Regions from separate parts of the Mus musculus genome. Here region 1 is linked to region 2. Evidence: chromatin loops called from intact Hi-C (ENCODE). Cell type or tissue: left cerebral cortex. All regions are shown on one strand. Links, peaks and the distances in the headings refer to the core of each region. The heading gives the core; the rest is flanking DNA.

Region 1 (16,212 bases), core at 2,915-10,914, 680 kb before region 2:
TCATGACTCGAGGCTCTAAAACACAGTAGAATGTGTACAGGGCTTATTAAACCAGTGGTGATACAATTATGGAGAGGCTAGAAGTCAAGTTCACATAAGAATATGGTGGCAAATAGCACCAAGCAACAGGAGGTCATAACTGGGGTACAGAAACTGTGCTTCTTCTGGGCATATCCCAGTAGTGGGGCAAAGGAGTTACTAAGACTTCCCCAAATTGAAGGAATATCTGTTCCATCCACAGAGACGGTGAACGTAGCCTTAGCCAGTTATGTGAAAGGCTTAGTTAGCTATTCCCCTTTCCTCCTTCAGTGGGCATAATGGATCTGTAAACACAGTTTGCAAGTTACTTTTGATTCAAGATTTTAGCTAAAGATGACTGTGGAAAAACATTACAAATTCCCTTTTCCATTGTTCAATTTTGTTCAATCGCTCATCAATTCAAAACTGTATTATAGCCTTCTGTGATGAATGAGAAGCCACACAGTGTGATGGTATTGCCGACGATACTTCAAAAAAGAGAGAGATGCCTGCTCTCTGTGAGGTTAAATCTGGATAGGGGCATGGAAACAGAAAGATCTAATGTAAGATAAGACTAGGGAAGGAAATGGTTATTGTGGAAGGCGGTTATAGACGACATCTCGGAAGACATCATGGAGGAGGTAGCTTTTGATCTGAGCTTTGAGGCATGAACATAATGTTAGCTTGATGAGGAGATTGGAAGGAAGAAAAGTGAAGAGGGGGTGTTGGGCTGAGGGGGCAGCATGGGCAAAGAATAGAGGTGTGAAAGCATGTAGTAACTCAGAAAAGGTGATCAGTACACTGTGGCTGCCACTGAGGAGGTGGCTGAAGGGATGTGGCCTGAAATACTTAGTATCTCCAAGGAGAAGACTCCAAGTAATTATATAATCCTCCCACTTATGTTGGCTGGTAGGCAAAGGACCTAGAGGGGGCCAGGTTTAAAAATAACCCATTATCTGAAGCACACGTAATTGTCTCCACACAGTTTCCCTTTCTATGTAGAGCCACAGAAAACTACAGCTTATGGTGGGGTGTGTTTGTAGGCTCACATTCTATTTTTCTTTTATTTTTGAGATTGTAATATAATTACATAACTTCTTCCTTCCCTTTCCTGCATTCATTCAGGACAGTTCCAGCTCAGGCATCCCTAAACCCTAGTCCTGACGTACATATTACTTGATAGAACCTTAAGTTCCTTCTCGCTCTGGGGGAATAGCAAGGGGAATAGCAGAAATGTTTTGGGAGTCTCTTGGACAGCCCCGAACAACAAAGCCTTCCAAAGAAGGCTTCTCATGTCTGGTATTGGGGCTTTTGTTAGGTGGTCTCAGCTCTTTTTTTTTTTTTTTTAGGTTTTTCTCTTTGTGTAAGCATTGTCAGCCCAAATGGGGAAAGTTCATTTAATCTCTATATATTCATACACAGAATTATGCATATTATTGTATGCTTTTTTTACATAAAGAGTTAACAGTATGATTCCATAGGACTTTTCAGATACAATTATTATTTTGTCTAAAGAACCTCCCTTTTTTTCCTTTCTCTGATCAGATCCCTTGTAGCCTGCAATCCCCATCTCTGTTACTCCTCAACCTACTCTGGCAATGGTTCCTTTTTACTTTCCTGTTTTCTGCAGTTATTCCAAGATGTGTACTATACACACTCAGTCATTCCTAAGCATCCATATCTCACTATCTGGTTGCTAGTGTGTGGACTTCCACAGTGAACTATGCAGAAGGCCAAGTGACAATTAAACAAATATCATTGAGCTTGGCAAGAGGAGATAGATGCACTCTGAAAGTTAACTTGAATAATTTCAGACTCCGGACCTCCCACTAGAGTGAAAAATGATGTTTATTGGAGGGAAGCTTAGAATTAATCCTCCAAAATGATAGTAAAGTGAATTCTTTCCCAGTTCTGCTGTGGCTGCTCTTCTTCCCGTTTCTGCTTATTTCTTATTCTGTTTCTTATTATTGTAATGAACTCTGTTCTCCAAAATGGATAAAGTCACCATTCCTATAAGATCAGTTTTGTCTGGTGTGACCAGCTTGATCGGATCACAGTTTAGATTGCAGCTTTTGAATTCACTTGGACGTTTAACTTCTGGTGGGGGAGGGGTGAAAGGGAAATAAAAATGCCGAGTTGGCACAAAAGTAGCTGCACGGATCAGTCAGCTGTCTCCAGGCCCATTCTCTCCAGACTTACTAGTTTTTTTTATTGAGTATCAGGGTTTGAATTGCAGCGGCCATGGGGTTTCACTAGGGGTCATCGGTGTGCAGTCTGGGTGACACTCTGTGAAGAATGCTGGCTCTTCAGTACCCTGCGGAGCCGCCTGGGAGCTCTCCGTGGTGCTGAAGACAATATCCCTCTCTACGAAATTTGAGGGGAAATTGTCTCCTCAGTTCTAAAAATTTCTTTGTTTTGCACCACGAATGGGACAATATGAAATTAGAGTTTAGATGAAACCAGATCTTTAAACTTATAGAATGGATGTCCAACCTAAAATTAATGAAGATTTCACACTTTGCTTTATTATAAAACGCCAACTGATTGTTTTAGAATTTATTATAATATAATAATAATAATAATAACAATTATTATTATTACAGTTTTTGGTTTAGATGATGAGAAAATGAAAGTAAGTGCTTTGATTAGTTTCAGTGAATGTATTATTATTTATTGGAAGCACAAACAAAGAGTTATAATTCATTTATTCCACAAACTGTTAGTATGCTAAACTGTATGCTAGGCTTGGGCACACTTAAGGCTCATAAGGATCAACTGGGTGAACCCAGAATGTTGTATTTCTTAGCAAATGTTGTAATCTTGTTAGTAAGATCACTGGTCTTCAGACAATGGTTCTAGCCAAGGAGATATCAGAGAAAGTGCCTAGAGGATGTGGGGCCTCCTTTTATAACTTCTGTAAACTGGGTGTGGTTAGGTACTGATGCTTATTTGGAGTCTTGATGAGATTCTAAAGGAATTATAGTTTTCTACAATTCTACATGCACTGCATCTTCACCTCTGCCTGTTTTTTGAAACCTCTTTAAGCTTAGGTCTGAAATCAGCTTCCTGCTGGGATCTGCCTCATCCAATTTGCACAGGGGTCTTTGCACTGATTGCCTTGAGGAGTGGTCTGGGAGGATGCCTGATGTTGATATGTGCATGAATGTTCATGAAGGGTTGCAGCTGGGGATGAATATGGTAATACTTATACAACACTTACCAGACTCTGTGATTTATTCTAAGTGCTTTACATAAGTTAAATTATTTAATTATCACAACCTTTGAAGAGAGAGCAACTATTATTGTAACTATTTAAACCGTTCTAAAATTATACTCAATCAATTTATATATTCATTGTGTGTATGTGTGTAGGTTCATAGGTGTATGCATGTGGAGGTCCAGTATCTTTCAGGAGATAGTTCTCACCATCCTGTGGGTCCCGTCAATCGCAGTCAGATTGTCAGATTTGGTGGCAAACACCTTTACCCACTGACTAATCTCCATGGCCCTGTAGCTGTTTAAAAGATTTCAAAATAAGGCAATATTTTCCAATTTGTCGAAGATCTCCCAGCTGGTAGATGGTAAAGCCAGGATTTGATAGTAGGTGGTCTGCTGCCATAGTCCCTTGCCTTCAGTACTCAACCACCAAAGGCTAAAAAGAGTGTGTATGTGTCCTGAGCCTCAAAAGTGTGTATTGCATGTTTGATTTTCCCATTTTCCTGTCCTCCCTGTAGCAAATGTCTCACTCCATTTTACAGAATGACTTCTAAGAATGAGACTTATTAATGTCATTACTGAAATTTTATATACATTTTATCTGGAACCTTATCAGTGATGTTTGTCCCACTGTGTTGGAAAGCATCCATGTATTATACGCATGCCATCAGACAAAACTCAGAGCAATAGTTTTTCATGGCTCTATTTTGACTATACAGTGTGAAGTGGGTCATTTTCCCATGACATCGCATGGTTTTGTTTCATTTTTCCCACAGTAGCTATCAGCATTAAAAAATGATGTCTCCTGTGTATGTGTGCTATTGGTGTCTGGTGTCTATCATTACCTGTGGATGTAAAGTATATAAGCAGGAGCTCTGTCTTGTGTTTATTGCTTATTTCCCTGTAATTGATATTACAAATAGGGGAATGAAAATTGAACTATATCTTTGTAGACTCTTAGAAGATTAACACTGAAGGGGAGTTAGTTAACAAATAGATTTGTAAGACCAAATATAGAAGGAAGAATCCATTGTGTGGCTTGTGAAAAAGTTGTAGATAGGAAACCACTTCCAGTTAGTAAAGGCTACTGGCTCTCAGAAGCCCAAGCAAGAACACCTTGCTATGTGTGTCTGAGTATTGCATTTCTCATTGTGAGTTTTTCTCTATGATACCTTATGTTGACGTTAGAGATGAAGGAAATGAGGTGGTCATCTGAACCCATGGGCTTGCTATCCATTTTCCTTGACTTCTCTAGGAAGTTAGAAGAACATCCTGCCCCTTTCCCAGAAACCTGATGTATCACACTCACCCGTATCCAACATATTCAATCAATTTTATAGACTTCCCAGTAATTTTCTTATATGCTTTTTTGGCATAATAGTGCCAACTTCCTCATTTACCAGAGACTGTAGATTCATAGGTTAATTCCCAGTTTGGAAGCAGATGCATCAGAGTATTTGGTGGGGGAAGAGGTCGATTCCCTTGTCCCCATAGTTACATGCCAGATTTTTGTATTTTGAGGTTTCCTTGGTCAACAATGTATTTTCACTATCTAAAATGTATTTTTACCATCAGTGTGTGTGAACATTAGTCACTGAACCCTGTCCCTCTTCATCAGCCTTCACGCAGGACTCTAGTTTGCCTGGGAGGCGGATTTTAGAGTAGAACTTCTGTCTCCTAGAGTCTGAATAACCACTACTTCATCCAGGGAGTAGTGGAAAACATGAGTGTAGAAAAGGAAGGATTCTAAAGGGAGTGTAGAAAAGGAAGGTATAAAAGGCACAGTCTGAGAAGCGGTGCACTACGAGTGAGGGAAAGAAAGAAGCAAGGTAATGAAGCTCATATCTATAACACAAGATCCATTCTTGAAGGACCTGAGGCTAAAATCTTTTGGACCATACCTTTAATTATATCGGAGGACAAGGAAGTGAACCTGTCCTGAAGCTTAGGTTTGAATTCCTTCTCTAAACTTCTTTTCCAGCTTCAAAATTTCCTCTTTTTTGTTTTGTTTTGTTTTGTTTTGGTTTGGTTTGGTTTGGTTTGGTTTGGTTGGTTGGTTTTTTGAGGCAGGGTTTCTCTGTATAGCACTGGCTGTCCTGGAACTCACTCTATAGACCAGGCTGGCTTTGAACTAAAAAATCCACCTGCCTCTGCCTCCCAAGTGCTGGGATTAAAGGCATGCACCACCACTGCCTGGCAAGAATTCCTCTTAATATTAAATGAGATGACATGTGTCAAGCATATGGGGCAGAATAGATGCCACTCTTGCGGGAAGTATCATCAGTTTCTTAAGTGCCCAAATTCTTACATTTTTTTAACTTATTGTTTGCAGGTTTTAGGTATTATAAAACTGATTATCTCTACATTTTTATCTCTCTTTTGGTTTGAGATTTATGTATATGTACATGCAGATACCTTCTGAATGCTGACATTAAAGACATATACTACCATGTCTGGCTTCTGCCTTAATTTTTGAGACAAAGTCTCTTATTGAACCTGTAACCTCACTAATTTGGCTCAACTGGCTGGCCACTGAGCTTCAGGGATCTGCCTGTCTCTGACCCTCCTCCCCTACCCCAGCACAGAGATTACAGATGCTGCTATCCTCATATTTCTATATGGGTCCTGAGCAGCTGAACTTAGGCACTCATATGTGCAGTGCAAAAATTTGTCCAACTGAGCCATCTCCCAGTTCCCTGAAGAACAGACTTTTGTAAGAATGGGTGGTTATATGTTTTGCTTGCAGAGATATTATTGAGATGTTGTATCACTCTGCATTTGCCTAATATGTACTATGCTTTACCCTTTGCTGTCTTGTGAGGAAGGACTTCCTGTAAGAGGAGTATGCAATGGGCATAAGGAGTAACATTTTAGAATACAAGTGCCTAGGTTGGTATAGAAAAGGGTCATAATGAGTTTTAGTGATTTCTTCAGCAAACATATATGACTGGGTGGCAAAATAACTCCAACCATAGAGTCTTGAGGAACTTCCTGGTGAGTAAAGGTTTGACTTGGAAGAATATAAGAATCCAGGGGAATGTTGAGCACACAACTATGGAAGCTCTGGTCTGAGGAGGCGAAAATAGAATGAATGAAGATTGTGGGAAGGAAAGAGAAAGGCTCAAGTTGCAAGGAGAGTGGATCAAGGAGTGGGCTTGTAAGCAGAGCAAAGAGCTGGGGGCGGCTGAGTGGTTTCAGGAAAGCAGATGGTGATCCCTGGGAAGGAGGTGCAGATGGCAGTGATGGAGAGGAGGCAGCGTGGGGTGAAGAACAGCCCCAGCTTGGACACTCCAGGAGGAGAGATGCTGGAACACAAAACTCCCCACGCTGGGTGAGCTCTCTGACTCATCTAGCTCCCAGTGTGGCATCTGACAAGGGTACAAGTAGGAAGGCTATGGGAATCTCTGTGTGTTTCTCTGAAGGAACCTGAGGGGTTAGGCATGAACCTCAAACATCCAGGAATTCCTGGGGAAGTAAAAAAAAAAAGAGCACCCAAAGCATTCTATATTCAAAGCCAGGCTTGCACATGGTACTTTTCTTGCTTGTCTGATCTTACAAGACATGCATTTTTAAAAGATGAATGAAGCTTTTCATAATGGATCATACCTCTAACTCTAGTGCTTATGAGGTTAAGACAAGAGAATGACGTGTTCCAGATCAGCCTGAGATGTAGAGTGAGGCTGTATGTCATCCCCTCCCAACAAATAATAAAATTAAACGAAATATAAGAGGAGTAGAGGGATGAGAAGATAGGTCAATTGATAAAGCGATTACCATGCCAGTATAAGTATCCAAGTCTGAGCCTCAACCTGTGTGAAAAAGTCAGGCATGGAGGGCCTTTGACTTGGAAGAATGTAAGAGTTCAGGGGAATGTTGAGCAGCCAAACCATGGATGCTGTGGTCTGAGGAGGTGAAGACCTAGCCCTCAGAGGTGGAGATGGGCTCATTGACCTATCCAGATATATCACTTGGTAAACTCCAGGCTAACAGGTGAACCTGTCTCTGAAACAAAATAGATAGGTTCTGAGAAATGACATCAGAGGTTGATCTCCGGCAGGTTCACCTCTACCCACATTCATGTGCACACCCGTGAACAAATACACACGTACAAATGCCCAGGAGGCTGGAGTAGAAAATATTTTTTAAAAAATCCCTTTAAGCTATAGGACTCTGTAGTTCTGAGACATACTTGAAACTCTAGGTTATCTGAGAGATGTAGGCTTGTACGTCTATTAGTACAAGAGACATCTGTGAACATGAAGAGCAGTGACTCATTTCCTTTGCAGGGTGCTGAATTTGAGGTAGATTTTAGTGCTTCCTGATGCATTGTGGGAAGGATGATTTGGCCCTGATGTAAAGATTTTCTAATACTGAAGCTATTCAGATGGGTTGGTTAGCTTTGTAAGGGAATGAGTTTCATGCTCCAGGAACAGATCAATCCGAGTTTGAAAATATGTTTACAGTTGTTATAAAGAGGATCCCATCTCCATACTTTAAGAAAGATGCTTTCCTGGAGATGTCTTGACCATATGATTAAATGGCAAATAGAAGTGAAACCCAACATGTATTTCTTCCATAAAAATACCTCATGAGCTTTTCTTAGTGCAAATAGGTATCTAGTGAGGGATGGGCTGGAATAATATAAGCTTATAATACACTTGATTAAGAAATATTAAGCAGGTCTCTTTCCTGTAGGGCTCTTTTGAAATGTATTTGTGCAGTTCTCTCTCTCTCTCTCTCTCTCTCTCTCTCTCTCTCTCTCTCTCTCTCTCTCTCTCTCTCTCCCTTCCCTCCCTCCCTCCCTCCCTCCCTCCCTCCCTCCCTCCCTCCCTCCTTCCTTCCTTCCTTCCTTCCTTCCTTCCTTCCTTCCTTCCTTTCTTTCTTTTTGGGTCAACTTTACACAAGTTAGTCATTTGAGAAGAGAAACTTCATCTGAGAAAATGCCTCCAGCATATCGGTTGGTAGGCAAGTCTTTGGAACATTTTCTTGATTAAGAGTTAGTGTGAGTGGGTGGTGCCATGCCTCAGCATGTAGGCCTGGATTCTGTGTGTATCACATATCTATGTAAATGTATATATCCATGCGCGTACATAATCAAGCTGAGCAAGCCATGGAGAATGACATTGCTCCATCATCACTTTCTACCTCTAGGTTCCTACCTTGAGTTCCAATCCTGATTTCCCTCAGGGAAAGACTGTAATCAGGAGTTTTAAGATGAAGCAAACTTTTTCCTCCGTAAGTCACTTTTGGTTAGCATTTTATCATAGTAATAGAAAGTCAACTAGGACATTATTATACATAATATATTTTAATATTAAAATGTATACTATGAATTTCCTAAATATATAGACAAACAGATCCTCTGACAGGAGTCTGGTTTGATAAATAAACTTTGAGAAACACTGCTTTGATCAACAGTTTTAGGTCATGATTTCTGCTGTTGCTATAAACACCATGACTAGAAGCAACTTTGGTAGAAAGGCGCTTATTTCAGGTTACACTTTCAGGTCACACTTGTCCTTGAGGGAAGTCAGAGCATTGAGGTCTGGGTGGAAACTGGAGGCAGAACCATGGCGGGACACTGCTTGCTCCCTTTCTCTCTGGCTCTCTCAACTAGCTTTCTTATATAATTAGAACGCATCTACCTAGGGATGTTTCTGCCAACTATGGGCAAGCTCTCCCATACTAATCATCCACCCATCCACCCACCCATCCACCCACCCATCCATCCACCCATCCATCCACCCATCCATCCACCCATCCATCCACCCATCCATCCACCCATCCATCCATCCATCCGACCATCCAAGAAATCCCTTATAGACATGCCCACAGGCCTAAATTATCTGGCCAATTTCTTAGTCAAGAGTCATCTCTTCCCAGGTGGTTCTAGTTAGTGTCAAATTGATAATAAAATTTAACAACCACTAGCTCCTAGTGAAAAAAATACAAATTCTCTATTATAATTGCCTAGGACTGATAGAACCTTATTTTTGTCCAAATCCTGAGATGAAGTGAGACTATGGGCAATACCATTAGACATGACTCAGCTGCCATTCTCCCTTGTGCCTCAGTATTCTTATATGTCAAATGGGGAGAAATAGTTTCAGTGCAACTCACGGTAGAGTTATTGTATTAGACTTTGAGCTTGTTTTTTTTTAAGATTTATTTTTAAAATTTTTTAATTAGTTATGTGTCTGTGTATGTGCAATTATGAATGCAAGTGCCCTTTAGAGGCCAGAAGAGGGTGCCAGATCTACTGGAGTTAGAGTTATAGGTAGTTGTACGCCACCTGATGGGAGTGTCAGGAATTGAACATGGGTCTTCTGTAAGAATAGTATTTGCTCTTTAGCACTAAGTCATCTCTCCAGCCCCTTGAACTTGAATTTGAATCCCCATAGTCATCTTTGCTGGCATGCAGATTCTAGTTCCGTGACTCCCTGGAGTGGGAGCTGATATTCTGTTCTACAAGGCCACTGTGGTGTCACAGTGACCACCTTTGACTGTTATGGGATAAAGTAGCTACATTCTGTGGTTCATCAATAGCATCTGATGGCAATGAACTTTCTGGAGTTGTTCACTCTTTTCCCTGGCGAGTCCATCTGTGCTTTCAAAGCATATTATTCATGTGGGGGAATCAAACCCGGTATCACTCCTATGTGAGGTTTGTTGTAGTCCCCTCTGAAGGGAATCCCTCTTTCTTTTTCACTCCCAACCCCCCACTGCCTACGATATGGCTCCCTAGCTAGTTAAGCTATTTTTTGAGTTTGAGTTAAAACCATTTCAGACATATTTTTAACTACGTCCTGTTCAAAAAGCTGTTAGCATTTGGCAATCATTCCATCTTGAGCTTGAATCCTGAGGAGGAATTTTTTTTAAAAACCCACAACCAAGCAAAGTATATTATTTAAAAATAGTTTTAGTGTGTGGGCCAGGACCATGGGAATACAGCTAGGGTGTGCTATGGTTTCTAAAATGACCCTTGCCTTTCCTGTCTGAACATCTGTTGGATGTGGTGTTGGGCATATGGGAGGGGATGGTTTGGGTCCTACCCAGCAGGGGGGAGAGAGAGAGAGCGAGAAGTGCCACCTACATAAAGAGCTAAAGTCATCAGTATCGATCCTGGTTGAACTTTAGAATAGGATTATCAACAATGACAGCAGGGGTCACACTTTTCTTGTCCATGATCCTGAGATAGTCCAGAAATAGGTCACTGTCACCATTAGTAAGGTAAGGATGCATTATGGAGGGACTTCTGGAAGTTGTGACCATGGGAATGTTTGTTGTATTTAACAAGTACTTATAGCAGCCTTTCCCTAATGACATCAACTGAGCACTTTACAAATATTAGATTATTCATCCCCAAAAGCTACTCTCTGTGGTCAGTATTGTCATTACCTTCCTGGCATAGAAGGCTTTGTAGCTGGTTTGTGGGCAGAGCTCAGTCCTATCCTTCAGAGTCTGGCATTGGCAAGCATCTTCTTTGCCGCTAAGCTTGGGTGTTTATTCTGAGGCATAGGCACTGACTTGTTAGTACTCAGCTCAAGAGTGGCTATGCTGTCCTAGCCGCTTCTTTGTTCTGTGAGGAGGAATAAAGTTTCAGACAGACACAAACTTACATAGTTGATTGGAGGAATGAGGACAGTTTGAAATAAACAATCAGTATCAATGAGTAAATCTCTGCCACTCAAACATTCAAGACCATTAAACACTGACTATTCCTGGACCATGTTAAGGTTTGATCCCTAAGCAGGATACTTTAGAGTTGCTTTGAAAATGGTTTGAGTGCTAGGGATGGTTTCTGCCTCAGTATATTTTTTTCTTTGTAAAGTTTGTTTTTGGTTAGGTTTCCCACTACCATCAGCCTATACAAGGTGCCCACCTTCGGGTCCTGGAGAAGAAGGATGTGGCTGCAGAGTAGACATACAGCTCTCTACCTGGATCTCCCCCAGCCTGGAGTCCATAGTCCTTTGCTGATGGTTCTTCTTAGCTGGCAAAAGGCTGATGAATTCAGGAGATGACTGGAAGGCTCGTATTGGCTGCAAGCCCTGGAGACTCTTTTGTTCCATGGGATAAGCAGGATGCTTGGAGTTAGAAACAGTTACTGGGAACTGACCTCTTCAAAGCCTGACTATTCCCAGTCCCCCCCTGGGCTGGTGCCTGCACAGAGACAAATCTTGCATTCACCTGCTGCCCTTCCTTCCTCTGCCAGACATGGTTGTCCAGATTAGGTCCTGCCTTTTTAGAATTTTGGAAGCTCTGCTATAGTCTCCATGTGACTCCCTGCTGTCTCTGTGTCCTGTGATTGGACTCTTTCAGTGCATGTTTCCTCCTTGAAAAATGCTAGGTTGCTTTATGGCACAATCTGTCATGCACAATGAATGTCTAATAAAGCTAATTAATAAGAAGTCACTTATTAATAACAAGGGAGTCATCATAACATAGAGGACAGAAAGCCAAACTGACTCCCGCAGGCCAGCAATGTAGTACTACCCTTGGGAGACAAGTGCAAGAACACAAGAAATGTTTGCAGGGGACCTTGGGCAAAATGCTTTGGGCTAATAGCATTGGGGTATATGTTTGAAATCTGCTCAGAAGTAGGGCATGTGAGGTGTTAGTGATTTTAAAAACAATACAACAGAGAAGGTTGGGGGACTGAAGAGCTTGGCTCTACTGAAGTCATGCCTTGGGGATTAGTATTGCTATCTAATGTCTATTCTAGTGGCTTGATTTTGGTGTAAGAACTCTGAGAATTGTATGATTATTTGGAGAGAGTGATGGGAACACAGAATGTAGCACCCATTTAGCCAAGAGACACGGTTCAGTTGGTAGGGTGCTTGTCTAATATGCATGAATCCCTGGATTTGACTACTAGCTATGGATAGATGGAACATGGTGTTGTGGATCTGTAATCCTGGAAGCAGGAGGTAGAGGAGGAAGCAGGAGAATCAGAAGTTCCAGGTTATCTTAGCAAATTTGAGGCTAGCTGGCTTATATCACCAGATAATGTCTCAAACAAACAAACAACAAGAACAACAAAAACCCAAGCTCCAAACAAGATAAAATAAAACAACAACCAAAAAAAAAAAAAAAACAAAAAACAACCAACATCCCCAAACCAAAAACAAATTAGCAAGTAGAAAGGAACACTCATTTAGTAGGAGGGAAACAAATGAAATCATTGATGATTTTAACCATGTTCCAAAAACAATGGGGAGACCAGACCCAGAATCTTAACAATAGAGGGTCTAGAGAGATGTCTCAGAGGCTAATAGCAATTGCTATGTAAGCATGACTTCAAACCCCCAGGACCCCCCTTAAGCTGCTGTGTAGCCCAGGGTATGTGAATAGACAGGAGGATCTCTGGGCTTCATAGCTGCCAGTCTAGCTCCCTGATCAGTGAAAGACCCTGTCCAAAGGCAAATGACAGAAAGTGATAGATCAGGATACTTGATATCCTCCTTTGGTCCTCACATAGGTCCATGTGCATTGCATATACTGGCACACATACACTATACTACACACACACACACACACACACACACATACACACACACACAAACTGGTGTAATAAAGCTACAAATTTTTTCAGTAAAAGCAACCTGAAATTTATATAGCAAGCAAGAGTCATTAGGGAATCAGAGAGAGAGATACCAAGTCTGTTTATTGAGAATTCTGATTTTATATGCACAGTTTTATTTATAAATGTGCATTGTATAAACTTCAGTAGAAGACACACTAAAAACCAACTTGCATGAGTTAAATGGAGTGCTCTGTTAGTGCCTGCCACATGCTTACTATTGTACTGGGCAGATGGTGATAACTCTAGAGATGAGGACCCAGTTCATCTCATTGGTTACTGCTCTCTTAAATTCTTCTCTGACAATAATAGCAGAAATTCTTGATACCTTTGGGGCATTTTACTATTATAGGTACTTAGCCTTGTTGCTACTCTATCTTTTGTGAATATTCATGTGCATGGTTGTGTGTGTGTGTGTGTGTGTGTGTGTGTGTGTGTGTGTGTGTGTGTGTGCGCGCACGCATGTGCGCACTTACCCCACCAGTGAATGCGTAGGCTAGAGGTTAATGTCTTTCTCGATCATTCTATGCCTTATTATCTTTTATCAAGGTGTTTGTATGTATGTATGTATGTATGTATGTATGTATGTATGTATGTGCATGTCTGTATGAGTGTATGCCATATGTCTGAAGAGTCTAGAAAAGTGTATTGAATGCCCTAGACCTAAAGTTATAAAGCATTGGTTAACTTCCCCAAAGTGGTTACCAGGAAGTGAACTCTGCCTTGGGTTCTCTGTAAGAGCAGGAAGTGCTCTTATAAATGAGCCATCTTTCCAGTGCCACACAACTTGTCTATTGAGATAGAGTCTCTCACTGGGACCTGGAACTCATGATTTAGCTAGGCTAGCTGGCAGGTATGTCTCATTGATATGCTTGTCTCTATGTCCCTAGTTCTAGGATTATAAGTCACACCACTGCATTCGGATTTTTACATGGGTCCTGGGGAACTCAGGTGCTCATGCCTGCCTGACAAGTACTTCATTGACTGACTGACTTATCTCTCCAACCCTTCCCCTTAAGGCTTTTGTCTTCACATTCCTTGAGCCTTTTACTGATGGGTTACATCTTCTGAATTTTCCTGATGTATTCTGGGAACAAATAAGGTACACAGGCTTTGAGGAAGGCTTGCTAAGGAGGACCTAGATGTGGAACCAGGACAGTTTAGGTCTAGAGTAAACAGGCAGAGTTGAAAATCTGTATATAAGATTAATTCATGAAGACATATTTGTTTGTGTTCCTATGTGTGCTGGTTGCATGGGGGTATTGAAGAATGGAACACACACACACACACACACACACACACAAGTGAGATTGTTATCTAAACGGCCAAACACACTATAATATAGACTCTGCGACTGTCTGTGACCACCTAGGGTTGGCCCAAATGCAGCTAGTTTACTATGCTTATATTATATTATTACCTAATATATTCTGTCTCCAGATTAGAATAACTGCTCACTTATTGACAGTCCCATTGGATGTCTTTTACACTATTCTATATTACTTTCCTTTTCTTTATATGAGCACACCTCTACCTCTATCCAAAGGACTGAAGATTTATTGGGCCAGGGACCGTGACAGATACGTTTGGTGTCTTGTGAGCCTGATACTTGGGACACACAGCGTTAATGATGCCTGGGGTGGGAGAATGCTAGGATGCTGGGAAAGTGTGCTGCAGGAAGCACAGACCTAATAACTGCCATCCTGGGAGGGGAAGCATAGTAGCCCTAGTTCTGGATTTATGTAGACCTGGTTTTAAATTTCTGGCCAGCTATTTCTGTCCACAGGGTCTCCAGAAACATTTGCAAAGCTCAAGATGGACTCCAGTTAGTACTAGCCTCAGTGGACTGAAAAAGATGCTGGTCTGTAGCAATGCTTGACAGCTGTTAATGGCTATTATTGCCATTGGCATTGGCCTGAAGAACATCACTGTTTGAATACATCCTTGTAAAGATGGGGTAGGAGTTGAAAGGACTTGGGGATGTTTTCTTGCTATGGGCACCAAGGTCTGACACTGAGCAAAACCTCTGTGATTGTTGCCACCCACTGTCATCCGTTGTTTAAGCTGGACTAGGGGAATGCTTCCTCACAGAGACTAGTTATCAAATTGGTGACAGATCTCTGAGGGATTTGGAGTGTGGTAGAGATGCCTGGACCCTGTGCTCTGGGTACAAGTCAGGGTAGACACCTCCTTCTGACCCCCTAAAGCTTGAGTCTAGTCTCTACATCCTTTGGCTTTCAGCTGCTCTGGGATAGACTTAGCTATACTGTGGGTCTGTTTTCTGGGGTGAGGGCCCACTGAATGGAAGTATCATTTGTCACTTTCATTTCGATGTCCCTGGCTGCCTGCCCTTGTGTCTCATCTAGATCCAGCAGTCAGAGGTGTTTGTTGAAGGAATGGTTTCCTGTCCTAGTTACAGCCTCGAACTCCACCAGATGCTCAAAGATTGCCCTGATTTTGCAAAGGAAAGTGACTATTCAGAGAAACTGAGGCACACATTAGGTTAGTATCCTCTCTACCTCAGTCAGCAGTGAACAAGTGCACCAAGGAGGAGGTGGGCAGTCCTTTTATTGTACAGGAGTGCAGGAGTGTGAGGATTTCTTTTCTTTTCCTTTCTTTCTTTCTTTCTTTCTTTTTTTAAATCTTTATTTGGAGTCTTGCTCCAGTTCTGGAGAGGAACTCTTCTCTCAGGCTGGGGTGAGGGCGAATGATACTCACTCACAGAGAGCTCGCTTCAGAGCGCCCCTTCCCTGGTAATATCTTCTCAGCTGTTTGTAAAACACCCAGGGAGGAGGTGAAGCCCTAAGCCAGGCAGCCTAGCTGTCTCTTTAAATGCCGGGGTCTGTGTGGGAGAGGGAGGGGCCAACTCTGGAGTGCGTGAAATTCCTGGGCTCCTCTGGCAGTCTCTGGCTCAGAGCGCAGCCCTACACATCTCCTCTTGCATGCAACTCACTGAGCGAGGGAGAGGCAAAGCATCCTCCCCTCACGCAGCCACCGGCAGCTCCAGACACACAGGACCTGCTTTTCGCACCTCCAGCATTTTCCCTTCTTCCCTGCCACTCCCTCCCAGAGAGAGAAAAAAAGAGAAAGAAAAAGGAAAAGGAGTCAGAAAGACTCTGGGATTTGAATCTTTCGAAGGAGGAAACACCCAGCAAACTCAGTTGATTAAACACCAAACTGACAGATTCCCAACTCTTCGGTTCAACCCAGAGGTAAGATTCTGGGGGAAAAGGCAGGCAGGCAGGAGGCAAACCGACTCCGGGTTTTGTACATTCCGGGAAGAGGTTGCACCTGAGAGGATAGAAGTTTTCTGTTGGGAGCGACCAACCTAGATTTTTTTTCTTTCTTTTCCTTTTTTATTTTTTTCTTTTAAACGCTGTATTTGAGGACCACAACTG
Region 2 (16,212 bases), core at 3,263-11,262:
TCATGAGGCTTCTCCTCTCAAACCTTCTACAACTAGGAAGCACTTATACAAACCAGAACACTCTCTATACTAATTGTTTTATTAACGGACACAGAAATTAATACATTTAGTTCTTTAGAAAGTTATTAGGAGGGTAGAATTAAGGCTGGAGTCTTTAAGTCACCTGTCAGGGGCCACACTGCTGGTGCTTAGTAGTGCTGTTAATCAAAACCCATTTACTATGAGTGCAAAAATCTGAGCTGTCCACTGACTCTTGCCACGTAGCCAATATCCTTTGCTTTGCTTAGCATAGACCACAGAAGACTAGACAGGCGTGAGATCTTAACGTCACTAAGAAGCACCTCTACTTTGTTAGAAACCATCTCTGGCTCTGTTGGTATTTAGAGTCAGCTGAATTGTTTTATAATCTACTCTACAATTATATTCTTCTTAATCACTTATTTGTACGGCCTCCTTCAGCTCTTAAGAGTTGACCTCATATTCTCTGAGTCTCTTGGATGGCATCTTGGCCAACCAGGTGTTAGGCCATTTCATATTGTCCCCACTGATATGTTGGTAGAAAGGGCTTATGGGTGAAGGAAATTTTAATACAGCATAGACAGATTTTAATCAAATTAAATTATTGTTTCAATTTAATAATTTCTTTTAAAATGTTGTATTTTTTTTCTTCCAGGTGTGATCAATGCTTTCCTTTCTGTTTTAGAACATCTGGCCAAATCATTATTTTGTTTTCCATGGAGACTGACAAAATGTTCACTAAATATTATTTCTTCAAACTTGGACAAATAAAAATGGAATGATACATTAATCCAGTGGTAGGATCAGATTAAGGCTTCTGCTTTTCTCCTCGTGTTCCATACTCATCACCTCTCACCAATGTTTTGATAGACAAGACATGCAATAGCTATGTTCATCTCTACTGTTAGCTACTTCCCTCAGTGTGCAATTTTGATGAAGCATTGTTTGGGTGACTGGCTTGGTCTTGTTTGTTTTGTAGTCCTGTGGAGCAAACCCATGGCCCTTTGTATGTCAAGAAAATGGTCTACCACTGAACTCTTTAGAATTCTTGTAAATTCAGACTGACCTTTTGTTCTTGCTGTAGCACAAGTAGAGCTTGAACTTGTGTGTCTTACCTCAGAGTAGATGTAGCTGAGATCCCAGCTCTGGCCACTTTCCAGAGTCTTGTGGACATTATCCTCATCTGTAATGTACAGATCATCCTAGAACTACTTCTTAGGGTTGGAGTGAGGATTCACTAACTACATGCTGAGAATTCCATTTAAACTCTGTTCTTGACAAAAGAAAGAACGACCATAACAAGTCTACTTTGGGCTTTGAAATCAAACTTTTCTTTCAAATTTTACTTGTCAATTTTTTTTTCTCACTCTGAATTATGTTTCAAATTTCTTACTTTTTCTCTGAGAGTTCATTCCAGGGAACTCACTTGCCACATCACCAAAGATTTAGTTATTTTATTTATTCCCTTTAATCTGATCATTTATAATCGATTCCAGTTATTGTCCTACAAAATGATATTTTGGTATGACATTAATTCTTTTTGGCTTCAGTATTTGTTACTAGGATACAATGAAGCTTGATTATTTTGGCTCCAGGCAGAGCAACATTTAATTCACTGATTTATTCCTTTATTCCTTTAATACATATTTATTGTGAAACAGAAACATAATTATAGAGACTCTTAGAGCCAGAACGAATTTTAAAATCTTTTAGATCAAACTAACCCTCATACTACAAATTTAATCATGAGCATGTAAGAAGATCAGCTGTAGACTCAGTTTATGTGACATCGTCATAGACTCAATGGGAAAAGTAAAAAGAAGAATATGTATAGTTTTTGCCTCTTTCTTGTTCCATCTCATTCACCTCAGAGGAGGAAGGAGTCATTCCTGAAATCACGGTGTTCTTAAGCATAATTTCAAATAATTTGAACCACACAGAAAGGATGATATTAATCTTCAGGCTAAAGGATGACAGCTGTTAAGTCTGTGTGAATGGCTCCAAGCTAGAGTTGACATGAGGGACATCTAGAGAGCCATACTTTGGCATCTGTAGTAGAGAAACTTGACCAGTCTTGTAGAAAGGAAACCAAATGATCCAGTGGATCATTTGCTTGTGGCTGCCTGCCAAGCCACTGCCAGGTCATCACAAAGCTTATCATCTCAGTTCTGGAGGAGAGGGGTCTGAGTTTAAGGTGCTGGCAAACATCACTTATTTTAGAGTCTTTAGGGAGGATGCTCATCTTTCTCTTCCTGACTGTGTTACATGGACTACCTATAAAGACTGAGATATCTATGTGCCCACATCTGAGACCAACGGCAGACCAATCTATCAACTCTACACAAATTTATTTTGGAAAGCCAATATATTTATTGGCTTATTATCAGAATATAGGTAATTCCAAAGCAGCCACACAACCAAAAAAAAAAACAAAACAAAACAAAACTCAATTCTTCAGAGATGATGGTGTTCCCTCTGCAGCTGTATAGATGGATTCCCTCCTTCAGTTAGCTTTCCACAACTTATTCTTATTACTTCCCATGATCACAAGACCATGTCCATCTTAGGCAGATTCTCATACAGCTGAGAAGTGGAAAGAGAAGTATATGAAGGAGAAATTAGAATCTCGGATGAGACTCTAAGGATCATTCCATTTCCTGATTCTATAAGGGAATATCAACTGGCCCAGTCTTGAGAGTCTTACACATAATCATAGATGTTCTGATGGGAATGGTTATTACGTACAGAGGACAATGTTCTATAACAGAAATCTGTCAACATCACTTGATTTGTAGATGAATCATACCAGTCTCTCCTATCTACTATGCATGCCTACTCCTTTCTGTGCCTAACTTATAGACAAGCATACATGTAATTGCCTTAAGATCCTTCTGGCAAATCCAAGATAAGTACCATCTCTCAAAGACCTTTTCCTTACTAATAACCTTTATTCTGTAAATTCATATATTCATTCTCCTTCCAGAGGTGATGATATTCATGGGTTCAGTGGATTGAGACATTTTTCAGGGTTCTGTCACTTAACCCACTTGAAATGAATTAAGGCGTCCTAAACCAGTAAGTTACAAGATTTCTCTGGGGTTCAGATTTCTCATACATAAAAAGAGAATAGTAATGTCCAACTTATAGAATTACAGTGAAAAAACCAGAGATGTAAATATAAGGGCTCAGCAAATCCAATTCTCAGAAAAATGTGCTGCCACAGTTCCAAGAACTCAGAAGACAAAGCAGATTTTAAGTAACTTTACTTTGAAGAAAAGTATACAGTTAACCTACATTGAGTCAAGAATTTGTTATCATTTGGTGATTTAGATAAAAAATGCTCTTGAGCAACTATGAAATGGTTTAATACTTAGTTCATTATTATACATAGGCAGCCATGAAACGTTTTATATTCTGATAGCCATTATATGTTAGCCATGCCTCATTTGATAATTTCTTTCTGTCAGGGCTCTGCTCCTACTTCTGGGCCCTAGCATATTTTATCACACATTGCTATGCAGTGCCAAAACCTTTAAATAACAATAAGTGATAGTTCGAGTAGCAAACCAGTGATGTTTACATCACAGGACCGAACGGGGAACAATCTGTTACAGTGGCAGGCATGGTAGTCGATGCCTGTAATTCTAGAACTTGTCATGCCTGTGCAGAAGGATTGTGGCAAGTTTAATATTAGATGCTAACCTGGAAAATATTATGAGTTCTAGGCCAATTTTGGCTACATAGCGAGACCCTGTCTCAAAACAACAAAAGCAAGCAAGCAAGCAAACAAACAAACAAAAATAAGAAACAACAAAACAAAACAAATTTTTTAAATGATGAAAATAAGCAGCACAAAGTTTACTATTCACATATTCAGAATTCTTGCTTTAGTTGTTCAAGGATTCGAGTCCCAGGCTCTATCTTAATTGAACTATGGTTTGTATGTCTTAAAGAGGAGATATTCACCCACTAAAGCATATTATTACAAATATCATGTCCATGTTTTATGTTACTATAGTGCAAATTTAATGGGATTTTCTTATGATTTGACATAATTATCTTTCTGGATTAGAAGACAACTGAAGACATGTTGACAGCAATCATAAATATGTATAACATGAAGCTGGAGTAGTTTTTAAAATACAACCTTTTCTATACCCTCTCTATATCTCATTTGTAGTCACTTTAATTCCTAGAGTTATAGGTTCTTCTTCTTTAACTCTTTTTCTTATCTACATAACTATGCTCCCTGGAATCTGTTTTCATTTTTCTGCTTAGGAAAACAACATTGATGTTAAATATACATCCTTTTTCTCTCAGTGAGCTATAATAAATGAGATGCTAAGTGACAGAATAGGCATGGTATAGCTCTGTTGCTGCCTACAATTCTTCTACCTCATTTCAAGGATCTTTCCACTTTTGGACATCTATTCAGTATTTACTTTCTCTCGTGCTGTAGTTGGAGCCTACTATTACCCTACTTTAATTGTCATCTTAAAAGCAAAACAAAAAATACAAATTAATTTCATAAATTTAATTGACTTTGGATTACTATGAGTTCTTAGAAAATAAATAATTCACAATGAAGCCTAGCTATCCCCAAAGAATATCTGCAAGTCATGTTTGTGTGCCTGTGTGTGTTTGTGTGCCTGTGTGTGTGTGTGCATGTAATAGAGGGAGAGGTGAATGAAATTTGTTCCTACCCAATGAACAGATCTTCAGTTTCCAGGTAAGTTTGTTTCTATAAGATACGCCTGCTTTCCTTCATGCAGCCATTCCACTTCTTTCAAGAAATTACTTTAAAAACATCTGCTTCTGTGCTCATAAGCATCCTATCTGCCCATCATCTCCATTCTTTTACAACATCCCCTTTCAAAAGCTCATTCAAAATGGAAAAAAAAAACCAAAAACCCAAAGCTAATATGAATTTAGATGCTGATTGTGTCCTGTCTATGAATGTTTTCCATTTTTGAAATGGCTGGGGAATTAGCGTACCTCTACCCACAGTAATTTAGAATGAGTGGAATTGGATAAGGGTCGTTTCCTCCATCTCCTGGGATTCTAAAAGCTCTGTTTCTTTTATACCTGATCGAGTCTGCCAGTTGCAAAGCTATACAATATAGTGGAGAAGTGCATATGGTTAACTATGACAATTACAATCAGTTCTTTACAATCTGCTGCTGCTATGGGATTTAAATACCATCATGGATGTCAAAAGGACAAAATATTGCCTCTGTGTTTTCTGCTTACAGGTGTTTTTATGATTGGGTTTTGCTCATAAACAGGTGGTTATATGATGAAATCCTTCCATGCATTTATCTATCTTACTTATCTCCTAACATGGCTTCTCTGGGGTATAGTTAAACATAAGCATTGGATTTCTAATGAGCTCCAAGGTTACCTCAGTGTCCCCTGAATGCGGTGCAGTGAGGTGAAAATGAATTTGCTTATGGTGAGTGAAAGGAGTTGAAATAAACATAGCCAATTAGAGAAGACTCCTTCCCACTCCCTCCTTTATCCTTCCTATATATTTTCTGTTCTGATTCAATATTTACTTCTTTTCATTTTTACCATAATAAATACTGCACCCAGTTTCCACGTACCATGTGGTCTCAAGCATGCTTTGAATAGTACTGCATGTAGACATGAGTTGGTATGGTACTGTTACATGACTGTATCCATTCCTAATGTTGCAAGTTGAATCCAAACAGTACAAATATTGCCACTGTACCATTGGCCAAGGAAGCTGGAAAGCAGGTAAGTCAATCCTTTTCCTTCACGACACCTTTTCTACAGCCTTTTTCTTTGTCTGACAGGTAAGTGTGAAGAGGTCCACAGGCACTGAAACTGTATTTGAGAGCCTTGCTCCAATCCCCAAGTGTGTCTTGCTTAAACATGTTTTGAGTTAATGACCATTTGGTAAAGCTAGCAGTCTTTAGTCCTCCTCATTCTTAACTGTCTGAAAGAATGTGTCCAACCTGCCATGCCTTATGATTGAATTATAAACCATGAAGCATAATAAAATCATTAACTTCCAGCATGTCAAGCCTGAGATTCAAGTTGCAACTCGATAAGCATTTGATGGCCTTTCCCCAGCACTTAAGGGAGCAGACCAGTATACTGCTCAAAGAGCACTTTATTATTTCTCAAGAAACTATTAGTTTTGTGGAGTTGCCTGGATATGGCTTCTATAGATCTGGGGGAAGAGGAAAGCTTGGAGAAATGAGAATGTAGAGGAGCAGACAGGAACCCAAAGGCAAAGCCATCTCTTCTCAGGAAAAGAGAGTAATGTTCTGCCTCTGGGTGCTGCTCATCCATCCTGAAAATAAGATTCACTTTTCAGCGTGGGGGATGCTGGATAAAAGCCTATGCTTTACAATTCTGATTACCCTTCCCCTTTTGTTCCCTACTATCAAAAATAATCATATTCTATAAATGTCAGTGGAGTGTGGTTAGAGAGAAGCTACACTTTTGGAGAAGCAGGTGTCAGCTCTGTCAGATCTCTATGAATAGGCCCGTCTCTACACACCTTTTACAAAGGAAGAAAGGTCATTCACCACCCTACTTGTAAAGCTGTCAGAAGATTTCAGAAAGAACTGGGGTAGGCTGTCTTTTTACATGGGAAAGAAATCTGGTTCTAGAGATATTTGGGGCAGTTCAGTGAACAAAAGATATTAATAGAATCCCCCTTGCAGCTTTTCTAAGAACAGATGTCTCATCCTCCAAGAAGGAGAGGCAGCTGTAGGGTTCCCCTGGGTTCATCCCACACAACATAAAGGTGCTATGCCGAATGTGGACAGGACACATGGGCTTCACAGCACAGTGATACTTCTGATCTTTTGCTCCCACCTGCTCATCTCTTCTTACTCCTGGAATACCATCAGTTTACTAACAGACTTCAGTTAACAGTGTGCAAGAAACTTACTCCATCACCTACAACTGAAAATAAAGCCAAAGTTTGGGGCCCTATGTTATGGCTTAAATAGCATGGAAAAAGGAGCGTCACCAAAGATGATTTAGCAAAGCATTTCCCAGAATTTTTCAGACTACATCTCTGATGGTGGGTGAAAAGAAAGGAATGTCAGCCCTCTGGTGGTTGGCATGGGTAAATACACTGAACTGGATCATTTCAATAAGCAGGGAATATCTTCAATCTGCTGCATTTAGAATAGAGTCTTTATTTCAACCAACTAATGAGATTATAAATGTTTATGGTTGCTGAGCTTTCTCAAGGGCAATACATGTAGAGTCTTTTACTAAGCTTCTGCTGTGGCTTGATGATAGACTAATCAAAACTCAAGTTGTTATTGATTTGTAAGACACAGAACTTAAAAATAACTAGATAGCAAGAATATGTAAGTCTACAGGTTCTTAAGACCAAAGATTAGAGAAGAGAGTCCCCTTCTTACTAAACTAGGTTTCCTAGAAGAGTCACTTTCGAGGAGGTGGGTAAAACATGCCTTGAAGTATGGGCTAGAAGTTAAAATGAACATTTAAAAGAGCAGGGGATCAGGGACAGTCCTAGGACCTATACCTTCAAATTGGCCAGGGGAAACAAGGACAGGTTTTGCTTTAGAAATGGGCATCAAGAAAGTGTGGATATATACTGGTAAATGTATGATGTTTACAGAAGGTAAATAAATGAGAAGGTGGTTGCATACATATTTAAAGTACATTGCTATAAAATTGAATCGGTAGGGCATGGGTATTCATTCTGAAGCTAGCAGCAGTGTAGCCTCTGGACTTCCAGACTTCAGAATGAGGCATATAGAGTCATAGTCCAGGCCTGGCACCTATGTGTTCTCAGGCAAGTTACTCAGCCTCCCTGTGAACACTTATCCATCCATTAAACTAAGATAACACTGGGATCTGGGATTATGGCTTGGTCATCACTTGCTATGCAAGTGTGGAGATCTGAGTTTGGACCTCCAGCATCCACATGAAGGCTAGATCTGGCATGACTGCAATTCCATTGCCTGGAGGTAAAGAGAGGAGATCTCTGGCGCTGACTGGAGAGTCATTCTTGCTGAACAGGTGAGCTCCAGTTTGAAGGGAATACTTATTCACAAGAACAAGGTAAAGAACAATAGGGTATACCTAATGTCTACTTCTGACCTGCACATGCACACACACACACACACACACACACACACACACACACACACAAAGATGAAAATGTAGTTTCAGACTCTCAGATGGAAACATTGTGTAGCTCCAAGAAGTAGGAAGTGAAAACGAGGGAAGGTCCAGAATATACCAAACCTGTGCCTCACCCTGGCGATGTAGAGTGCCTAATAGATTTTCTAAAGCAAATGTATGAATTTGGTGGGTGGTGAACAGATGTCACTCAAGGACTTCCAGCCTAAACACTGATTCTTAAATGTACCGAATGACCCACACGAAGCAGATAAGGAGACAGTAATAGCACAAAAGTATGTTTGATGTCCAAAACCAAGTTTAAATTCGGTTCAAGCTGTTCTGTTCTGTGTAAAAAATGAAAATATTGTTGCTTTAAGTAATGTAGTCTATCATTGAAACAGCTCTCTCAAGCTCTTTCTCTAAAGCTCCTTGAGGAGGTGTGGGGTTGGATTTTGGGTGGATGGAGAATAGCAGAGGGGTAGTAACCATTTCCCACAGTCAATATGTCAGCTCTTCAAAGTTGCTGTGAGAAAACTGAACAAAGATCATAGCCTGAGTGTGAAAAGGGGTGGGGACTTCGGGGAACAAGAGGCTTGAAGTTGAATTCAACCCATTCTAATAGTAAGGGGTGGGAAGGAAAGTTGACAGCAAATATTTCAGGAAGAACAGGCCCAAGAACACCCTGTGCCCAAGCACTGTAACCTTCTATAAGCCACATGCAGAGAAGGGAGGTAAAGACTGAGGTTAGCAGGGTTTGAAAGGCAAAATGTAATTGCTTCCCCTTAATTAACTCAAACAATGTATGGCAGGTTATATTAACATCCCTGTACTGTAGCTTAGAAAGACTGTAGGCCACCACTGAGGGGAGGGATGAGGAGAGAGAAAGGGAGAGAGAGAGAGAGAGAGAGAGAGAGAGAGAGAGAGAGAGAGAGAGAGAGAGAGGCCTTGAAGCCTTCTAATTTTACAGATGAGAGAACAGGCTTTAGAGGAAATACAGAGCTTGTCCCAGGTTTTGAGAGCTCCTGGTGACAAAGCTTGTATTAGACCTCAGGTCTGATCAATTTCACATTCTCTCCAACATGCTGTATATGATGGAATCTATGGTGATTCACATTAGCCCATGAGGTAAAACTTACTTTAGCGCATTTGAATCCAGATTAAAGTTTGATGTATTCTTTGAAAGAGGTTCATTTAAAAGAAATGTAAGATGAGGACAGATTCCTACAAGTAAGTTGCCTTCTAACCTCCACATGTGTCCTGTAATATCTGCACACTTGCACATTTGGGAGCATGGGCACAAACATACAAACAAATGGTTGCACACACAAATAATCACATAGAAAAGTAATTACATTAATGTAATAAAAAGTTTAAAACAGGACTTTTTCTATACAGCTTTTTTCCTTTAAATATTACAGGTTTTGTAGAAAGAAAGGAATGGATATGTAGTTGCTGTATAGGAGATGGAGTAGGGAAGTTATCAGGATGGACCAAGCATCTTGTGACACTGATCATATAACATTGATGTTACCACCACTGGAGAAAAATATGATCAAATCACAGCTTCAAAATTTCCATTGGTTTTATATATATATATATATATATATATATATATATATATATATATGTGTGTGTGTGTGTGTGTGTGTGTATTTGCATATATATATATATATATGTGTGTATATATATTTGCATATATATGAAGCTATTCGTGTGATATAGGATGTAGGAAAAATGGGAAGTAATAAAGATAAAATTCCCCTCATGTTTTAGTCATTTTATGAGAAATTTATGAACAGTCCCAAAAGAATGTTAATATAATTGTCAATTTTATTTTGCCTTATAATTTGACAAGTCCTTCAGACTTTGTGTACTCTTTCTGTGCCTGAAGGTATGACTAGATCGGTACATTTTATAGAACCTTTTGTCACGATATCAATTGGGAGAAAATTCTTCAGTAGCCTTTGGTATGGGTAGCGTGTTACATGATAGTCTCTATTGAGTTATCGGTAGAAATGAGTATATGGATAAACAGATATTGAAATGGGACCTCTACTCAGTGCCTTATTAATATATACATACATACATACATACATACATACACATATTATTTGTATATATTGCTGGGGAGCAATGATCTGAAATATAAATACTCTCATCTGGTCACCTTCAGGATCCAAATGTAATAGCATTGAATAATGAGTTGGGCAGAGATTCATATATGAGGTTCTTACAGGCCTGTGAAGAGTCTTTAGGACCATGCCTGAGTGTAGCTCTCCTTAGACCTGTGTGATAATTTAGTGGAATGTCAGTTCTACTTCTCATCATTAAACATTCTTGAGCCACAGGTGCTTCCACGGAACCAGAAAGTACAAAACTTTGCACATGAAAAAAAAAAAGCCCATAAGTATGCTTGTTATATAAAGGAAGGCTGGGACCCAGAAGAACCAGTAATTCCTCAAGCTCTCAGTGTGATAGACCTGGATTGGGTGAGAAATAGCAGGAGTCACTCATATATAAAGAAAAATAAAAATGAGGAATAAGAACTCAGGGTGACTCTAAGCCAAACCACACGATGAGTGTGAAGCATATGCTGAGATGAAGAACTTTATTTTAAATCTTCATTGCTTTAGTGGAAGCAAGGTTATCTTTGAGTATGTCAAGTGGTAACACTTGTTTAATTCGAAAGGCAACACTTACGTGACATATTTAACTATTAACAATTATTATAAATTTGCATCTTATTACAATGACATTGTCCTAGTTGACATAAAATGACATTACCTAACTGGAGAAGAGCATTTGCTGGCTAACCAGAAGATCTGAATTAGACCCCAGGACTCACAGTGTGGAAAGAACACCAGTAAGTTCATCAAGTTGTTACTTCCACGTGTGCACCATGCCACAAGCACATTCTACCCACCCATGTGTACACGCATGCACATGATTAAGTATAATAAATTAACAAGAGATTTTAGGTTGCTTTTACAAATGGAGATAATAATTAAACACCCCATGTGTAGGAAGGCATAGAAAAATGATTCCTATTAATTATATTTAATTTAAATTATATTTCTATCTGAATACCATGGAAAGAAGTAGGGCACACTTAGGACTTTTGTGTAAACAGCTTCATTATCTCCAGGTAGAGAATGGGCTATTTTCCAGAATATGTGAAATGGCAAAAGCAGAATGCTCGATCATCTCACTTTCATCTCGTTGATGTTCAAGAGTCCCCTGTCCCAGATTTATAGTGCTTTCCTTACCCATCCATCATTGTTAATGTGCCAATACTCTGAATGCTGGAAGACTGGAATTGACTGCCCGAGTCAGTTTCTTCCCAGTAGAGGTAGTTTATCATCTTTGCGGTTGTTGGTGTATATTATTAAACATGTTTTATAATTGACAGTGATTATAAATTAGCACATTACCACAATGGCATTTTCCTAATTGGCTATATTGATAGATGTGTTTGGAGTGGGTAAATTCCTGACTGTAAGCCAAGTGTCCATCTGAGAGAGTGTTGAGACCATCCTCAGGCCAGAAGAGAAACTCTCCACTCCACAGGTTCCCCCTTACTATATCTTTCTGTCCCTCTGTCACTGGTAGACATGACTCTCAGATTCGTAAGTTTCCACCTATGCTCCCCTTTGACAAAATTTCTGGGAAACCCTGGTTAATAAAGACATGGGGTTTCAAGACTGAAGAGATGACTTTAATCTGGCTATGCCATGGAACAGATGAGCAGCATCCCTCCAAACCTGTTTCCTTGATAAAATCTGTGGATTAAATTAATGTGTCTCTCAGGGTTATGTTATACCCAACATTAAACATGGTAGGTATGTAATATTTTATTCATTACCAAGTATATGGTAATTTCTCAATATATATTGGTAATTATCTTAGTTCTATATTGCATAAAATATAACATTAAATTAATAAGCATTATCTGATATTGCTCATTATTGAATTTAATGTACAGCTACCATCTCTAAATTTGAGAAATCACTCACTCTCTAGAACTCTAATAACACTGTCCCCTAAAGACAATCTTTCCATTGAAATAAACAATTTATCTTCCCAATGTACAATCTGCCAGGTCCACAACTACTTCTTTTTTTAATTAATCTCCTGACATCTACCCTGCTGATGTTATCCTCCTAGCATCTAAAGTCCTCATTTCTCTTTACCATTCTCTTTCATGTTATACACTGAACTAGGAAAAGACACCAGTAGACTTTTTCACAATAAAAGTCCATGCTAGTGTTCTGAAGATGTTGCAGCAGAGATTTAGTTGAAGCATATAACATCTATATTCAAGCTAGGAGTGATAGGTGTCTCCCTGACATTCAATTCCTTCTGCTGCCTCTGAAATCATTGTCAAGCATATAAGAATATGCCCCATAGTCACAAGGTAGACTTTAATTCTATCTCCTGAAATCCACTTAGTCAAGATCAAGGGTTCTCCAATTACATATTCTGTTATTTCCTAGCTATCATATATGCTCAGCATCTGTCATCAGCAGAATTTGCTCTAATTTTTCCTCCTATCACAAGTTTCTGCAACTTACCAGAAAACCTTACCAAGTATGCTTCACTTCAGATATCATAGTTATTTGTGGGTCTTGCTTAGAAGCATTAGTGGCCAGTGATTATTGTAGGCAGTTGCTACACATGACTTTCTGTCAGCTTTACTTTTTTAATTTCATAAAATTCTGTGTAGTACCACAGTTAATCAGCAAAAACATCTGTTAACTTCTCTCAAACAGGCTACATTTCAATGGTAGGTGAATTTGTACGAGTTTAATCTAACAAATATGTTTGGAATGCCAGCAGTGAATGAATTAAATTAATATTTATTGAGAACCTACATGTTGTAGTCATTTGCTTGCTCTTTTGATTATATATATATATACGATCTGGCTTGACTCTTTGAATCATCCAGTGGGATACATAATCTAGACCTTTTCAAATGAATTAATTAAGATTCATAGAGGAGATATATTTTTGTTTAATACATCCAATTAATAGGCGGAAGAAGTATGAGTTGAATTAAAAGTTTCCTGGGTTTGAAATCTCTTGGTTTTCTTCAAAGATAGGATTTTACTAAGCATGTGTTATGATGATAGGTTGGTAAGGAAGTATATGAATACAGTCCACAATTCTGCACCTGATTTATAAAATCTTGGAGTAAACTATTTTTGTTTGTTGTTGTTGTTGTTGTTGCTTAGTTTTTTAACCAGAGGATTCAAAGTTCTGTAGAGATGTGTTTATGACATTAACTGGATCGAAGAGAGGTAAAGGAAATGATATAGAACAAACCCTTTACCTACCCCAAAGTTGTCTGCTGATGTTTGTTAATGTCTTCTCATAATTGTACAGACTGGGGGGTGGGGAAGGATTAATGGGGAAACAGCTAGAAACTGCCCAGCTCCATATTGAAGTAAAAACTATCATCTCAGTGTCAGTTCTTGTTTCCCTAAATGATATGTGCCCACACCACTTCTCCACATAATGCTTCACCTACAAGACTGGCATTTACTGCTAGACACTGGGTTCACAGCGAGCAAAAGCTGTAGCTCAGAAACATAAAGTCCCTTTCCTACCAACTTCTAAGAGCCCAGAGGCAATGAATGTTGCTGTCAAGAATAATTTAAACAAAGGGTATCTAGTACTGTGTTTTCAAACTGAGTCCCCATTTCGATTCTACTTTGGGATATTTGACAATGATGATTCATTTGTTGCTATCTTATTTTATAGAACACATGGAATTTTCTTACAACAAAAGCGTATTCTGAATATTGCAGAGGGCTTTCTGGTCATGGCATCATACATACTAAATTTTCTTGTGGGATATGGTAATAAAGATTGTCCTGTAGTGTGGACATATTCATAGATTGTTTATAGGCACAACACAGCCACCAAATAGCCATTTGTCCTGCCCAAGCCCTGTCAGCATTTCTCTGAGTCTTTCGTCATTGGCACAATGGATAGGTCAGAATATTTTGTATTCAGGTTTTACTGCATTTCCCTAATATATTGTTTATAACTGCTTAATAAAACTCTCCAACATCATTTGCCTAAATACATGCTATAAGTAGCTTTTGGACTTTTCTACCCTTTGTCTTTATGAAAGATTGACTTCTTATATATAATTTTGCTCCAGAATGAATTCACTTATACTAAAGGCATGAAAAAGCATATATGTTATTACTAACTGACACCAGCCTCAAGCATTCAGAATACCCATAAAAGTACTCTTACACATAAAATACTTGTGAAGTAATTACCCAAAGTTTTTGCTGGCTGATCTATGAATTTAACATACATTTTGAGTGATTGGGAACTCAAGATGTTATGTATTCTCTAAACTATTTTTTAAACCAGTCAATGGCAAGGAATCCCTGTTTACTTTACAGTATCTTGCCAACAGTCCTGATATGCTCTTTCTGTTTTGCCAGATGTGGAGTTCAGTATAAGAAAAAGATTGAAAATATGTCTGAAGGTATCTAAGGCCTTCTAATACGTATTCAGCCCTATAGAAAGTCTTATGAATATAAAATAATATCTCTAAGGCTGAAGTTCACTCAGTTCTCCTTGTGTTTCCTGGTTTTCTTTTTCATCTGGGTAGCTCCATATATTATATGATAAAAAAAATATTTTCCTGTTCCATGTTAAGTATGAGACTATTTAGTCGATGTTTATAGACTAAACATCTAGAATTATGATGCCAGGAGTTAATTGCCTTTACTTCTCCCAAAAGAGGAGGTTAAGATACTTGCTGTATTTGCCAAACCTTTTCTCACTTTTTAAGACTTCTGAATATGTAGATTTTTCTTGAGGGTTTTTTTTTCCCTAAACATTTACATTGGGAAATAAGCATAATTAAGGCAAGCAAAAAAAAAAAAAAAAATCTGGGAAATCTGCATAAAGCAGTACAGATAGGTTTTTTTTTTTTTTTTTTTTTTTTTAATGCTGAGGCTTGCAATCCATGGGAAAGTATGGAGACTGTTTAAAGAATCAGATTGCTAGAAGCCATTCTGCCCCAAATTCTGTAATTACTTTAAGGAAGTCCAAGGTCTGTGCAATATAAAAGTGTAATTAAAACATGTATGTTTTATACCCCAATTTATACCCCAAAACTGGTACCTGTGATGTTCAAAACTTAATCAGGGATGTGAATATGTACTAAGAATCTAGTTGAGGCAGGAGGGAACTCTAAGCTTAGATTCAGAGGGGAAGGCAGTCAAATGAATGTAATTTATGCAGCACTGGTCTCCACAGAGGTAGTAACCTTTGAAAGATCCACAAATAAGAAAAACTTCTCTTATATGGAAGGAATGACTGACCGTGACCACACCATGCCCTCTCCTGCTTGATGTGGTTATGGTTTCTACCAATGGGAGGTAGAATTATATATAGTAAGTTTAAGAAGGAAGCTGCCTGAGTATTAATCTGAAATAAACATGTGAAGGGTGTTCTTATGGTTGAGAGGGCATAGTGTGGGTCATGATTCCTTTTTGAACAACATCAATAAGGAGTCACAGTTGAAAACATCTTTGAGTTAGGCTAGGCTAGCAGTACTGAGAGTTTCTATGCAGAGGCATTGAAGACCAAATAGTAACAATAGGGCCATCTATGACTATGGCCCTGTCAGTTGTCTAGGAAATTGAATCTTTAATGATAGTCTTCAAGGTTCCATATGTACCTGGAGCTAATAAACTTGGATGAACATAGAGGCTGATAGTGGTTGGAAGAAGTATGGTGTTTTTTTGTGAATTTACATCCTAGAGGACTAGACATTAGATTTCTACTCTGCTGGAACAATTTGAACTCATACCTTTCTAGTAAGAGATGGAAAGATGAAGATTGCTCACTGACTATGAATCTGTTTCCTTTCATCAGAGCATCCACAGTCTTGAGACACATAGCATTTAGGTAAAGCCAACTAAGAAAAGTTATCCTCAACTTGCCAGTGCTCTTATGAATTTCTCACCTACTTAAAAATTCCATTCCCCCTTACACTGAAATGTAACCTGGGTATTTGAGACCTGA

The links. Peaks named below come from ENCODE experiments on the same cell type or tissue, not always from the same donor. Only the 100,000 strongest peaks of a DNase experiment are listed, where the experiment ranks them.
Region 1: a loop joins it to region 2, with 15 times the contacts of the local background. A loop is called at or near these places in 4 of 42 quality-filtered maps.

What each region holds. Positions count from the first base shown.
Region 1 is chr12:88,707,161-88,723,372 of GRCm38, forward strand. It overlaps a transcript of Nrxn3 not described here. Among named protein-coding and RNA genes, the nearest start is that of Nrxn3, 79 kb to the right of the region's middle. In left cerebral cortex, for the core only: a CTCF peak has its summit at 9,541; DNase peaks (open chromatin) are centred at 6,463, 7,504 and 9,961; H3K27ac peaks cover 593 bases.
Region 2 is chr12:89,388,610-89,404,821 of GRCm38, forward strand. All of the region lies in intron 9 of Nrxn3 (neurexin III), which reads left to right. Among named protein-coding and RNA genes, the nearest start is that of Gm40537, 420 kb to the left of the region's middle. In left cerebral cortex, for the core only: a CTCF peak has its summit at 7,116 (motif pointing left); DNase peaks (open chromatin) are centred at 3,584, 6,690 and 8,427; H3K27ac peaks cover 2,798 bases.